Linked DNA regions of Homo sapiens: region 2 is linked to region 1. The links are chromatin contacts, found by Hi-C in ENCODE. All regions are on one chromosome and are shown on one strand. The core of a region is the stretch at or near the end of the contact, and the rest is flanking DNA. Distances in the headings are between cores, read along the strand shown. Region 1 has its middle 23 kb from the start of LINC02432. Region 2 has its middle 130 kb from the start of IL15.

Region 1 (6,297 bases), core at 105-2,604:
GGAGTTTGGCAACTCTTTCTAAAGCTATTTTTGCTTTTTTATACATTAATAAGTGATATGCTCTCTCTTTACAAACTATTAGTGAAGTAAAATAGATTTCTCTGGCTTCCAAAACAGAGAAAATGATACTTTGAGATGAGGCAGTTAGAAATGAGGCATGACACAATAGCTAATAGATTTTGTTTTCTGTCTTGCTTTCTTTCCCTCTCCTACCTTTCTATATTGCTTCATACTGAACTATCTTTAGATATAAGAGTGTATACTAAACTCTGTTTACTCTAAAATCCTTTACCATTGTATACACTTGCATTATAGTAAGAGTATGAGCATCATTTTGTATTCTATGTTTTTCCAGTATCATATATACAGTAAATCTATTATGTCAGTCCCTGAAATTACCATTTTTTGTTTGTTTTGAGATAGGGTATCACTCTGCCGCCCAGGCTGGAGTGCATTTGTGCTATCTAGGTTCACTGCAGCCCAACCTCCTGGGCTTAAGCAATCATCCCACCTCAGCTTCCTGAGTAGCTGGGACCACAGGCGTGCATCGCCACACGTGGCCAATTTTTGTATTTTTTGTAGAGACGAGGTTTTGCCATGTTGCTCAGGCTGGTTTCAAACTCCTGAGCTCAAGCAGCCCACGTGCCTCGGCTTCCCAAAGTGCTGGGATTACAGGCATGAGCCACTATGCCTGGCCTGAAATTACAATTCATAATGGCTTTATAGTAAAGCATTGTAATACTATATTGTACTTCATATAACAATTTATTTACTGCTTGCCATTTGTACTTGAGTTTTTCCAGTTTTTCAGTATATAATAATGAAATATGACATGGCTCTAAGCATCTTTATGTAAATTACTTCATTGTCTTTGTGTCTATTTTTTTCATGAAATATTCCCAAATAAATAATTATTGAACTAAAATGTAATAAAGGATATTTTTAAAATGGTAACCAGCTGCCAGACTGTTTCTCAGAAAGCTTGAACTGATATTCCATACCATGGATAATATTTTATCATAGCAATACAAAGTTTAAGCACTTAAATTTTTTTTTTTTTTGGCCAGTTTGATAGATGTAACTTACTCTATTATTTAAATCTTTTCATCTTCTCTGCGGTTAAAATAGAATGCTTGTAAAATTGGGACATGAATTTAGGGCAGAATCAGAGTGACAGCTTTCCGACAGATGACCTCTCCCTCATCAGTGTTATTTTCCAGTTTCTTTGGCTCATTTTGCAGTGAACAACCTAACAGGGTGAAAGTTCCAGATACTCTGACAAGGTGATGGTTTTGAAGAGAAGTTCTGCTGCTGGGCAGAAGAGGGCACTGTTTGTTTGTACTGAGGCAGAACAAACCCTGACCTGTTTAGAGAGAGCAATCACTGTCAGAGCCAGCTCTTCACTTCACACTTGTGGTCCTGTGACCACTGTGGTGGCGACCGCAGCTCCTTCCATGCATGACAAGTCCTGTTAAGCATTGAATTTGTTATTATGCACTGAGGTCTGTGAAGTTCCTGCCTCCTAGAAGACCAATGGAATCATTTACACTGCTGTCACCGAGGAGTTAGCACCCAGGCAGTTGCCTACCACAAGAAGGAGGGCTGGTTTGCTCCAGGAGACACCAGCCGGTCCGGACACCTGCAAGACTCTGGGGAACCACAAGGTTAATTAGAATTTGATGAGCAGTGAAGGTCAGGAATTTAGAAAGGCTGGAATAGCAACCAGACTAGGATTGTAAGAACATTTTTGTTAAAATTAAGAAGTAATACCCAAGATTTTTAGGCCAACCACATTTCTGTATTTCTTGTTTTTTTTGTTGTTGTTTATTTTTTCTAGTTAAAAAAAGTCACATAGGAAATGTACAAATGCATTATTATTACAAAAGATTAAATCACACTATGAAGTGCTGAGCAATCTGTATTCTCTCTTTGGCCTCTTCATTCCACTCACACTCCCTTTCTCAAAGGCCACTGCTGTTAATAGTTTGATGACTTTGTTGTGGGCCTTTACAGACACAGGTGCATACACTGTACACATATATCTTTTTTTCTCTCCAAGAGTGGGATCTTGCCATACATATTATCCTGAAACTAGTTTTTTCCCCCACTTAACCATAAATCGTGTCACTGTTTCCATGAGTTCAAATTGGTCTTCTTTTGCATAACTATCTGTAATATGGATTATCATGAATTAATTAACCATTATACTGATGAAACATTAAGGTTTTCAATTTTCACTATTACAAATAATGCAAAGTGAATGTTCTTGTGTTTGTAACTCTGTGCACAGACTTCAGTGTTTCTGTAGGATGGATGCCAGATGTAAAATTGCAAGGTCAAATTTTATGAGCACTTAAAGTTTTAATAGATGTGGTCAAATTGCCCTCCAAAAAGGGAGAAGGTAACTTCTATTTATTTATTTTTACTATACTTTAAGTTCTAGAGTACATGTGCCAACGTGCAGGTTTGTTACATATGTATACATGCGCCATGTTGGTGTGCTGCACCCATTAACTCGTCATTTACATTAGGTATATCTCCTAATGCTATCCCTGCCCCCTCCCCCAACCCCACGACAGGCCCTGGTGTGTGATGTTCCCCACCCTGTGTCCAAGTGGGGAGAAGGTAACTTCTTAAAGTTATTGATATGTGCAGTCACGAGAGTGTTTGATGGTGCTAAACAGAAGAAACTCTTATGTTGTAGGCCAGAACCTTCAGTGGGCTGATTATATTTGTACAGTTGCCTTTGCTTCACTCCAGTGAAACCATTATGGACTCTTTCCTAAATGAGAATCTTGGGGTTAGTATAAAGACCTTCTAAACTGCAATGGGCCTCTGTCATATTTTTCTCAGGTTTGGGCAGAGGGTTAGGATAAAGGAAGGAGCAAAGTGTCTTCTTGACCTGCAGAAGAGGTTCGGGGGAAATGCCTTACACATCAGCAGGGGCCATGAGAGCAGGTCTTATCTGTGATGCCTCATATCTGATTCTGCTCTTGTCTGCCTACTGTCCACACTATTCTTCGAATCATAATTAGATCACATCGCATTCTGCAGAAAGCCTTCTAGTGGGCACCCCTGCAGGTACCTTGGCTTATTAGGCCCCTTTACACTCTGACCTCTTCCCCTGAGACATCATATCCAACTAGGCTGCCTTGTTCTTCCTGCCCCAACCCTCACCTCTCAGCCCACTGGCTTCATTTTGGCTCTAAACACACCAACTGAGAAAGTGAAGGGACTTCAAGTAGATGTCCCGGAGGGCTCTGAAATGTGCCCTCTACTTTGGGAAGCCTGATAAATCTAACAGAATGCACTGAATCTGATTGGGGCCAGGAACTGGGAAGAACAATGAAAGGGCTAAGTGTTCCTGAGGTAGAGCCCTGAGAGCATGGTCTAAGGGCTGCGCCAGTGTTTCCCTGGACCAGATGTGTGCCGGGGGAAGAGATTTTACCTGGGGACCAACAGGGAGGAAAATAGGCCACAGAAAAAAGAGGCCAGTAGGGACTGCTAGTATGGACATGCAAAGTAGCCAGGAAAGGAGTTGCAACCAAGGAAACTGCAGGTGAAGGAAGTCCCAACAAGGAAATCTCTGAAGAGACCTTGAAAGAGCCTCATGTAGGAAAGGGATAGCTTAACATCTGTCTACTCAGCCACGACTTCAGCTTTAACCATCTGGTAGGCCCCCAAAGCCCAAAGAAACTTCCCAGCCAAGTAACTTTGCTAACTCTTTCTCTTTATGCACACCTCTTTATCTCCCAGCCCAGCCTTCACAAAGCAGAATACTGATTCTGTATTGTGGGAGCAGATGAGCAGAGAGAGCAGACAGCAGGAGGACTGGGCTCACTGGCCACCCCTCCACCACCCGAGCCATGTGAGCTGGAGAGGACATTAAAAGCAAAAATAAATAGAGAAATCTAGAGGCTGGGTTTCTCCAAGAGACTGGACTGTCAAACTTCCTCATTGAGACTGTGCTTTACACAGGTGAGCAGAAGGTTGCATCCTCTGAGAGTTGCTGGGAAGTTAGGGACTTGCCCAAGCCTTGGTTCAGTTGCAGAGTACTCCCACTCCATCGTGTGCGAAGCACACTTCTCAATCTTGGCTGTGTATTAATGTCACCTGGGAAACTTTCAAAAATCCCAATGCCTGGGCTATGCTACAGTCCAAATAAATCACAACCATTGAGGGTAGGGTCTAGGCATTAACATCTTTAAAGAGCCCACATAAATTCAAGGTGCAATCAAATGGTGAGAGATAAAAATAAGGTTGCCTTTAATCATAACTAAGAGATTGTTCCCTATACTAAAAATATATTTGTTTTTATATTAATTCCAGGGCCTTTATAATTCCTGAACTTTTTAATGTACAAATTACAGATTTAAAGGTAAATTATAAACTTTAAAAATATTTAGGTCATCTGTTACTTAATGCTATAAAGAATACTTTTTGAAAAGGTGACAAGGGCTTATCTACACACAAGAATCTAAACTATGTCCTACATCGAGTTGTGAGAAGGCTAGCTAGACCCCAAATTGCAAAAGTAGAATATGCATTAAGACTTTATCATTATGCTATAATATGATGAGACATACTCTAATTTACCAATATATATCAGGTTGATAATGATTTTAATATCAATGGATGTATTAGTTAAGGTTCTCTAGAGAAATAAAACTAATTATCTATATCTGTATTGACATAGATATTTATTATATAAATTGCTTATGATATTACAGGGGCCAAGAAGTTCACAATCTGTTGTCTGTAAGCCAGAGAACTAGGAAAGCTGGTGGTATAATTCAGTCTGAGACTAAAGGCCTGAGAGCCAGAAGTGCCAATGTCTGAGGGCAGAAGAAGCTGAATGTCCCAGCTCAAAGAGAGAGAGCACATTTTTATTCAGACCCCCAAGAGATTGAATGATGCTCACCTGCATTGGTGAGGGAATCTATGCAGTCTACTGATTCACATGCTAATCTCTTCTAGAAACATTCTCACGGACAAACCTGGAAATAATATCTTACCAGCCACCTGGACATCCCTCAGCCCAGGCAAGTTGATACATAAATTAACCATCACACTGAGCTTCAGTAGCATCACAGAGAGTTTTAATTGGATTTAGCTCTCTTCCTCCATTACCAGAAAGAAGTACCTTGGAGAAAATGGCAGTTTGGCAGAAGTAGCAAGAACCGCACTTGTGATGTATTTTTTTTTTTCATACAAACTTTCTCTCTAATGGTACTTATTAATTTCCAAAAGCCAAATATTTGTGGTCTGACTGCATCAGAATCACTTTGGGGACCTGTTAAAAATACTGATTCCCTAGTCCAATCCCAGAACTCTGGTGCCAGCCTTTCTGGCAGTGAAGCCTGAGGAGTGATGCTCCCACGTGGCTCTGATGGCCAGCCGCCTTAGGGCAGCACTGGCAAATGCTGGCTGATGATGAAACCTTAGACTAAGAAGAAATCTGGTGGTGGGGAGAGTACATTCTTAATTAGGGAAGAAACTACTGGCTGTTAAAAGGTGATATTAGTGACTTTGTCTTTGCAGATCAAACTGCCTATGGTGCCATCTGAAAGATTCCTCCATGAATATTTAGGAGGCACTGGGAGGGTTTCCTGTATTTTTAGTGGGGTGGTGGGGAAGGGGTCACATGGTGAATTTTCACAGCAGTTTTCTTAATCTGATTGTATGTTGAAATGATTTGTTATGGAAATAGGAAAGAGGAAGTACTGTAGTCTCTCACGTGGACTCAACCATATTTTTTTAAAGTAAGATTTTCCTTTTTGTAGAGATGGTTCTTGCTTTGCTGCCCAGGCTGGTCTCGAACTCTTGGCCTCAAGCAGTTTTTCTGCCTCAGCCTCCCAAAGTGGCAAGAAACACTGTGCCAAAGCCTGAGCCATCTTGTGGGACATGGACTCCTGTCTTTCAAGAGTCTTTCATCATCTTTCATGAGCTCCTTTCATGTCCTTCATGAGTCTTTCACCATCTTTCCCCTCAGTGTAGTACAAGGAAAGAGGAACAAGCTTAGCAGCCAGTGATGAAATAAAATCCTGCTGCTGCCACCCGCTAGCTGTGTGACTTTAGCCATGTTCCATAACCTCCCTGAGCATTCATGAATTCACTGGTCAAGCAGGGTTAACTTCTCACTGGTTTTGTGAGAATTAAGTGAGTTAACATACTTAAATATGAACTTAACCAATACTGATTCCCTTGTATAAATCTGTGTCCCTTGTTCCTGGGACAGAACAGGTGCTCCATAAAAGATAGGCAGAGATAGATGAAAGAATGGGTGGTCAGTAACTT
Region 2 (6,297 bases), core at 2,042-4,541, 460 kb after region 1:
AATACTCATCAGTAATAAAAAGGAAAACATAAAGGTGGGTGAATTTTGAAATTTCCTATTGGAAGACTCACCAAAACCACCATGCTAAGTGAAAGTAAACAGAACCAACAAACTACTTATGTAATATTCCATTTATATGGATTTCTAGAATAAGCATGACACATCTAGGATGTTTGCTTTAGGTGGGCTTTTAACTGAGAAAGGGTATGAGGAAAATTTCTGTGGTGATAAAAATATTCTCGCCCGAGCATGGTGGCTCACGCCTATAATCCAAGCACTTTGGGAGGCTGAAGCGGGCAGATCACTTGAGGTCAGGAGTTCAATACCAGCCTGGCCAACACGGTGAAACACCGTCTCTACTAAAATTACAAAAATTAGCCGGGCATGGTGGTAGGCACCTGTAATCCCAGCTACTAGGGAGGCTGAGGCAGGAGAGTTGCTTGAACCTGAGAGGCTGAGGTTGTAGTGAACAGAGATTGCACCACTGCACTCCAGCCTGGGCCACAGAGCGAGACTCCATCTCAAAGAAAAAAAAGAGAAAAAGAAAAAACAAAATTCTGAAATATGACAGAGATCAAGATTATACTAATGTATGTATTTGTTAAAATTTTTGACATATACACTTTAGATTTCTGTATTTCACAGTATGTAAATTATATTCAACAAAAATATGTTTTAAAGTTTTCTAGTTTTATTTTTTATCAAATAGTCATGACCTGACATGTTTCCTCCTCCATGGCATTAACTTAATGTAGCCAGATTTCAGTTATCTTTGAAAGAATTTTTAAAGAATCTCTTTTTTCCACCAAAGACTTGGGAGATTTAAATAATTCATGTTTTCAGATATGATCCCTAAATTTAAATTGAACTAAACAAACTCAGTGAATGCAATTCATTCACTAGCAGGTGTAAAGCAGTAAAGCAGCTGTTTAGCAGGAAAGTGTCTGAACATTACAAGAAGCCTGACTAACAGATTCATTATCACAGCGGAGCATGATTTTACAGTACTGTAAATGTGTCAAACTGGTTAAGCCACGGGACTTAAACCCTGTTTTGTTATGGTGCCTTAAACAATGAGAATATTCCAAAATATTTAGTCAATATATAATTATTATGAACTCACAGAGACATAACCCTACTCAGAGGTGCTTTCCAAACACCCTAGAATATTGAGACTAATTTGTTAACAAACATATTCTATGTCTTTTATATAAATGAGCATTGAACTTGGAAGTTCTTAGAACTAGGCTTTTACTTAAGTGATATGCTTTTTGCATAAAACCTTCCAAGCTAATTTTAAACTTTAAATGAAAGAATAATTATTACAGGTGTTTAAAATATTGGTTGAATTTTTATTCAAAAATACTTCCAAATTACATTATTTTTAAAATTTACCCTCAAAAGTTGATGATTTACTACCATTGAGAAATTTAAGAATTCTATTTGTAAGCCCTTATATTTTTCAAACAACTGCACCTTTAATTTAGTTGAAAAATATTAAAGGAGAACTTTCAAAGTAACTAACACTATGATGGGTGCAGGAAGATAATGTGAAAAATATGCAACTCCTGCTCACTCTCATAGATTTCTTTCTGACTATAGGCCCCCCCGAGCTTTCTTTTCTTATAGCATTTACTTTAGAAAACTATTAATGACAAATTCTTTCTCTGCCACTTTGGAATGAATGTAAATCTCCTTAAAAAGCCTACTGCCAGGTTTACAACCCAGGGCATGTATTCCTTAAGGACCTTGGAGTCATCTCTTTGAAGTGTAATCATCCAAAAAGATAGCACCCCTTTCTCTCAGCCTCCATGGTGAGGTAGAAACTTAACTTCAGTGGCTCCTTGCTCCAAGTTGTAAAACTACCACCTGTCCTGAAGACAGGAGAAAGCTTACTTTCTCTTTTGGTTAGGCCAATTAGCAAACACAGATGACATACAAGTCCCCCCACTCCAGCTCCTAAAAACTTTCTGGGCTTTTGTTTCCGTGGATTTGAGTTTAGTCTCTTTTCCCTCTTGCAATTGTCTTGAATAAATGATAGTCTGATTAGTCTTACACAGCCTTCAGTAAATAGAATTTATTAAAGTAAAAAGTGTATTTTGCTTTGTCCAGTGCAATTTTTTACATTGACAACCTTTTGGACAATGGTTTTATAGGTAAGAGGGAGGGGCACTGGGTACAGATGATTAATTATGAATCTATTGCTATAATGCAGGCAGAGCTATTGGGAATAAATTAAGAACTTAGTGCAGGAAGAGGCAGAACTAAGAAATACCAAGGGGGTAGAATCTATGGGACTTGGTGACCATGGATTTTTAAAGATAAGAATGTAAAGTGTTATTTAGGTTTTTGGCAAGGATCAAGTCTTTTGACTGGATGAATTGTGGTAAAACTCCTGATAAAGTGAACAAAAAATTATTGAATGGGCCGGGCGTGGTGGCTCACGCCTGTAATCCCAGCACTTTGGGAGGCTGAGGCGGGCGGATCACGAGGTCAGGAGATCGAGACCATCCTGGCTAACACAGTGAAACCCCGTCTCTAATAAAAATACAAAAAAAAAAAAAAAAAATTAGCCGGGTGTGGTGGCGGGCTCCTGTAGTCCCAGCTACTCGGGAGGCTGAAGCAAGAGAATGGCGTGAACCCGGGAGGCGGAGCATGAGAGTGTGCAGAGATCGCGCCACTGCATTCCAGCCTGGATGACAGAGTGAGACTCCGTCTCAAAAATAAAAAAAAAAAAAGAAAATAATAAAAAAAAAGAAAATTATTGACTGAAACAGAGGTAAGTATATTTTTCTTATTCCAACTTTCTGGGTTGATGTTTGAAGATCCCTACAAGCTATATACCTCAAGCAAGGTTCTTCTACATGTATTGAAGGTGTAGTTTGTAGAGAAAAGAATGTGGTAGTAAGTAATGTCGGCAGACCTCATCTTGAGATAAATGGAAGTCCTCTCACATAGTTCTTTCTTTCAGTGCCCACCACGAATTCTTGTAAATATACTACTGGTTCCTGAGGAGTATTAGGGGATAAGCACCTTGCACATGACCTCCATATTGATCAAGGCAATCTCAACACTTTTATTATTTGATTAAACTTAATTCTGGAACAAAGAGTCCATTTTAGAGATATTGGCAAATAACAGCATTGATCAAATTCGTGTTTTCTGCATTTTTCAACCAGAACATAAAGCTCTCTTGTCTCCAGGGCCATTCTCTTTATTTCATCAACAGACGGTGTCACAGTCAATTTCTGTGCTCTTGTACTGGCATATAAAATCTAAAGCAGCTATCCAAGGGTGCATTAAATATAAAATGGCTGAGTCATTCTGTCTTACACGGAAACATATGGGAATCTTTGCTTCCTAATAAAGAAAACAATGGGGGTGGAGGCAGCCACCACGGGATTAATCTGAATCACAAAGCTTCCAGACTCACCAAACAGCTTGAAATGTGCAACAGTTTTAGGCTGTTAACTTTCAAATATAATGAAATTTTGGAAGGGCAATTTTATTTCACAAAAATTTTCAATAAACTCCCTCCTCATTGACCCCCAAAAGCCCATATGAGCTCCGCAGGTTAATGTTGTTTCCTTTGACCACTCTTACTAATTATGTTCAGTACACATTTTCTTTCTCCGAATGATAATCTTGTTTACTTCCATATTTTAGCCATCTCCCATCCCCCAGAGAGATTCAAAATGAATTAAATTTCATGCAAATGAATGGAATGAATTGATCTCATCTTCCCATCTGAATCTTACAGGAGTCAACCTGATGTGGATGAGGTCTTTTTGGCTCTCTCAATCACTAAACTAACCTGAAGAATAAGGGAAGAAGTACAAGAACAGAGAGCAAATTCTTTGGAACTGGGATGGTTTTTAGATTCCAGAAGTTCTGTCTTCACCTTAGGGACAACTGAAACGAGTGTCTTCATATTCCCTGGGACTGGATTTGAGCAGTTGCAGGATGACCTACCCTATTCCAACTTGAGAAAGCAGAGGAGAGAGAAAAAAGTTTTGTCCTTTAAGATGTAAACTTATAGAAGCTTATTCTCTGAGAATTTATGCAAGCTCAATATTAAAACCATGAGTTAGAGAATGGAGCTGTCTTGACCGTATATACCCTCCTTCCCCTGCTTTCCACCTGTCCTCTTCCCTTTTTCTTTCACTCCTTCCCTCCCTCCCTCTCTTCCTCCCTCCCTCCCTCCCTCCCTCCTTCCCTCCCTTCCTTCCTTCTTTCCTTCCTTCTTTCTTTCCTTCCTTCCTTCTTTCCTTTCTTCCTCCTTCCCTCCCTCCCTCCCTCCCTTCTTTCCTTTTGTCTATCAGTCCTTTTGTCTGTGCTTCCTTCCTGAGTGGTTGGAGACCATTAAGGTGTCCTTCTTTCATTTGATGATGCTCAGCAAATCATTGAGGCCTTTAGAACATTTCCAAGCTGATAATCTAAAAATTCAGTTTCTCACTAAAACCAAGATAAACTTCAACCCTTTAAGGCTTCTAGTAGAAATCCCCATCTTTGAAGGACTATACATAAAACACATTGATGGCATTATTTACTATGTTCTAGTTCTGAAGTATTGAGAAGTAGTTTATTTTTATGTCAGTTGTCATATAATCAGTGCCCTCTAATGAAATAGAAAATTCTTCCTTCTTTATTCACTGTTCAGTATCATAATTCAAAATAACAGGACACCAAACAACTGGGGCTCAGGAACATATTTAAGTAGAAAGAATGTGCAAATCTAAGTTGAAGAGTGGAAAACGTTGGCTAAAACTGAAATGGTCACAAAACGCTATTTAATTATCACGAGTACTTAGGAATGAACTGACAGCAGACAGTTTCATTTTCCCTGAGAACATATACCCTCCATTCTACACATGCATCAACCACTTGCATTTTTCAGATCATCCACACCAGTCCTTGATGGAATAACAGCATAGTTCAGTTCTGTTTATGAAAATTCAATGGATGGCAGCACAAGAAGTTCACGCTGTAAATAATGGAAGAAAGAGAAAAAGAAAAAACTCTGCAGATAATAGACTTTCCTGGCCTGAGTCTGATGCATATTGCTGACCTAACAAGTAGTTTTATTTTATGCTTGTGAGGTTACTATCCAGTTACCAAAAGTATGCTTCTCTCTCAACTTCAGGCAGGTAAATGCCACGACACCCTCTTGATGTAGGACATATAAATGGTTAGTCTCTTGTGAATGACTTTAAGGAAGTAAAATACATTAGCTTGGTGCAAAAGTAAGTGTGGTTTTTTTGCCTAATACATATTTAACCTAATACATATTTAACAGCTTTCTTGGGCAGGTTAAGCCATCAAGAGAGCAAACAGATTCATCTAATAGTTACTGGACTTTAGCAAAGTGCTAGGTCCATCTGCTTGATGGTCAGACATGCCTGTCCTGAAGTGTAGAATAAAATGCCTTATGTCTAAATTAATATTATAAGATACTTTAATAGTTTGTACTATAAACTAATAATGAATCAACCTTTAATAACTTGTGCATCTCAAGTTATTAAGGTTATTAAGTTGCTATAAGAAACTTGAAAATTACCAGATCATCTTTTGTCACAAATTTTTGTTTTTAAAAAGCACAGAAAATTCCAATAAATTGTAAATTCTAAGAAGAGGAATAATATTTAGACTTACTGAGTTTCATTCACATTTGTTTCCATGTATGTAAGTCATATTTTTCTGGGAAGGGCAATGAAATAAGGAGAGATAATAAACTAACCAGTAGTTTCAAGACAGCATTTGTATATTTGAACTCCTATAAGGCTGTGACTGTTTCATTTTTATGCAAAGTATGTTATGTTAAAAAAAAAAATCCAAATGTACAGAACCGAATCATGGCTCAAAACTTGAAAGGACTACCACTCTAACACTAATAGCCCTATTATTACCAATGTAGATTTTTCAGTTATTACTATGTATAGGGAATGCAATGTTTTCTGTTTAAAAATGTATGCTTTTTAAATGAGCATTTAAAAGTCATGCTCTAAATATTACCAAGATTTTCTAATTCCAGAATCTTTAAGAAAGTCTTCTGGGTCAAAAGGGAGATTACGAAAAAGTTTCAAGGTGCTAGCAATGTTGGTAAGGGAAGAATTGAATGTGTAAACAAGCATGAAATGCAAACTGGAGCAGTAACTCCACGTATGAGGCAGAAAAGAAACTTAAAAAGCAAACAAAAAGGTGGTTTGTTTACAGGAAGAATAAAATAGAAAATTGTGCTACTCTAAATAGGAAGTCACTGTGGTTTTTCACGTGTAAAAATGTAGACATGTTACATGG

The links. Hi-C counts contacts between places; a loop is a spot of excess contacts on that map. Pooled maps may share reads with other maps.
Region 2: a loop to region 1 is called in a map with no recorded cell type, with 6 times the contacts of the local background. The contact joins two enhancer-like sites. A Hi-C loop is called at or near these places in 10 of 37 single-sample maps with no recorded cell type and 3 of 50 pooled maps.

Annotation. Positions count from the first base shown.
Region 1 is chr4:141,306,022-141,312,318 of GRCh38, forward strand. No RefSeq gene overlaps it. Among named protein-coding and RNA genes, the nearest start is that of LINC02432, 23 kb to the right of the region's middle. Within about 2 kb of position 1,355, at least 3 of the 41 ENCODE cell types and tissues checked have a DNase peak (open chromatin) inside an H3K27ac peak, as active enhancers do.
Region 2 is chr4:141,765,825-141,772,121 of GRCh38, forward strand. No RefSeq gene overlaps it. Among named protein-coding and RNA genes, the nearest start is that of IL15, 130 kb to the left of the region's middle. Within about 2 kb of position 3,292, at least 2 of the 41 ENCODE cell types and tissues checked have a DNase peak (open chromatin) inside an H3K27ac peak, as active enhancers do.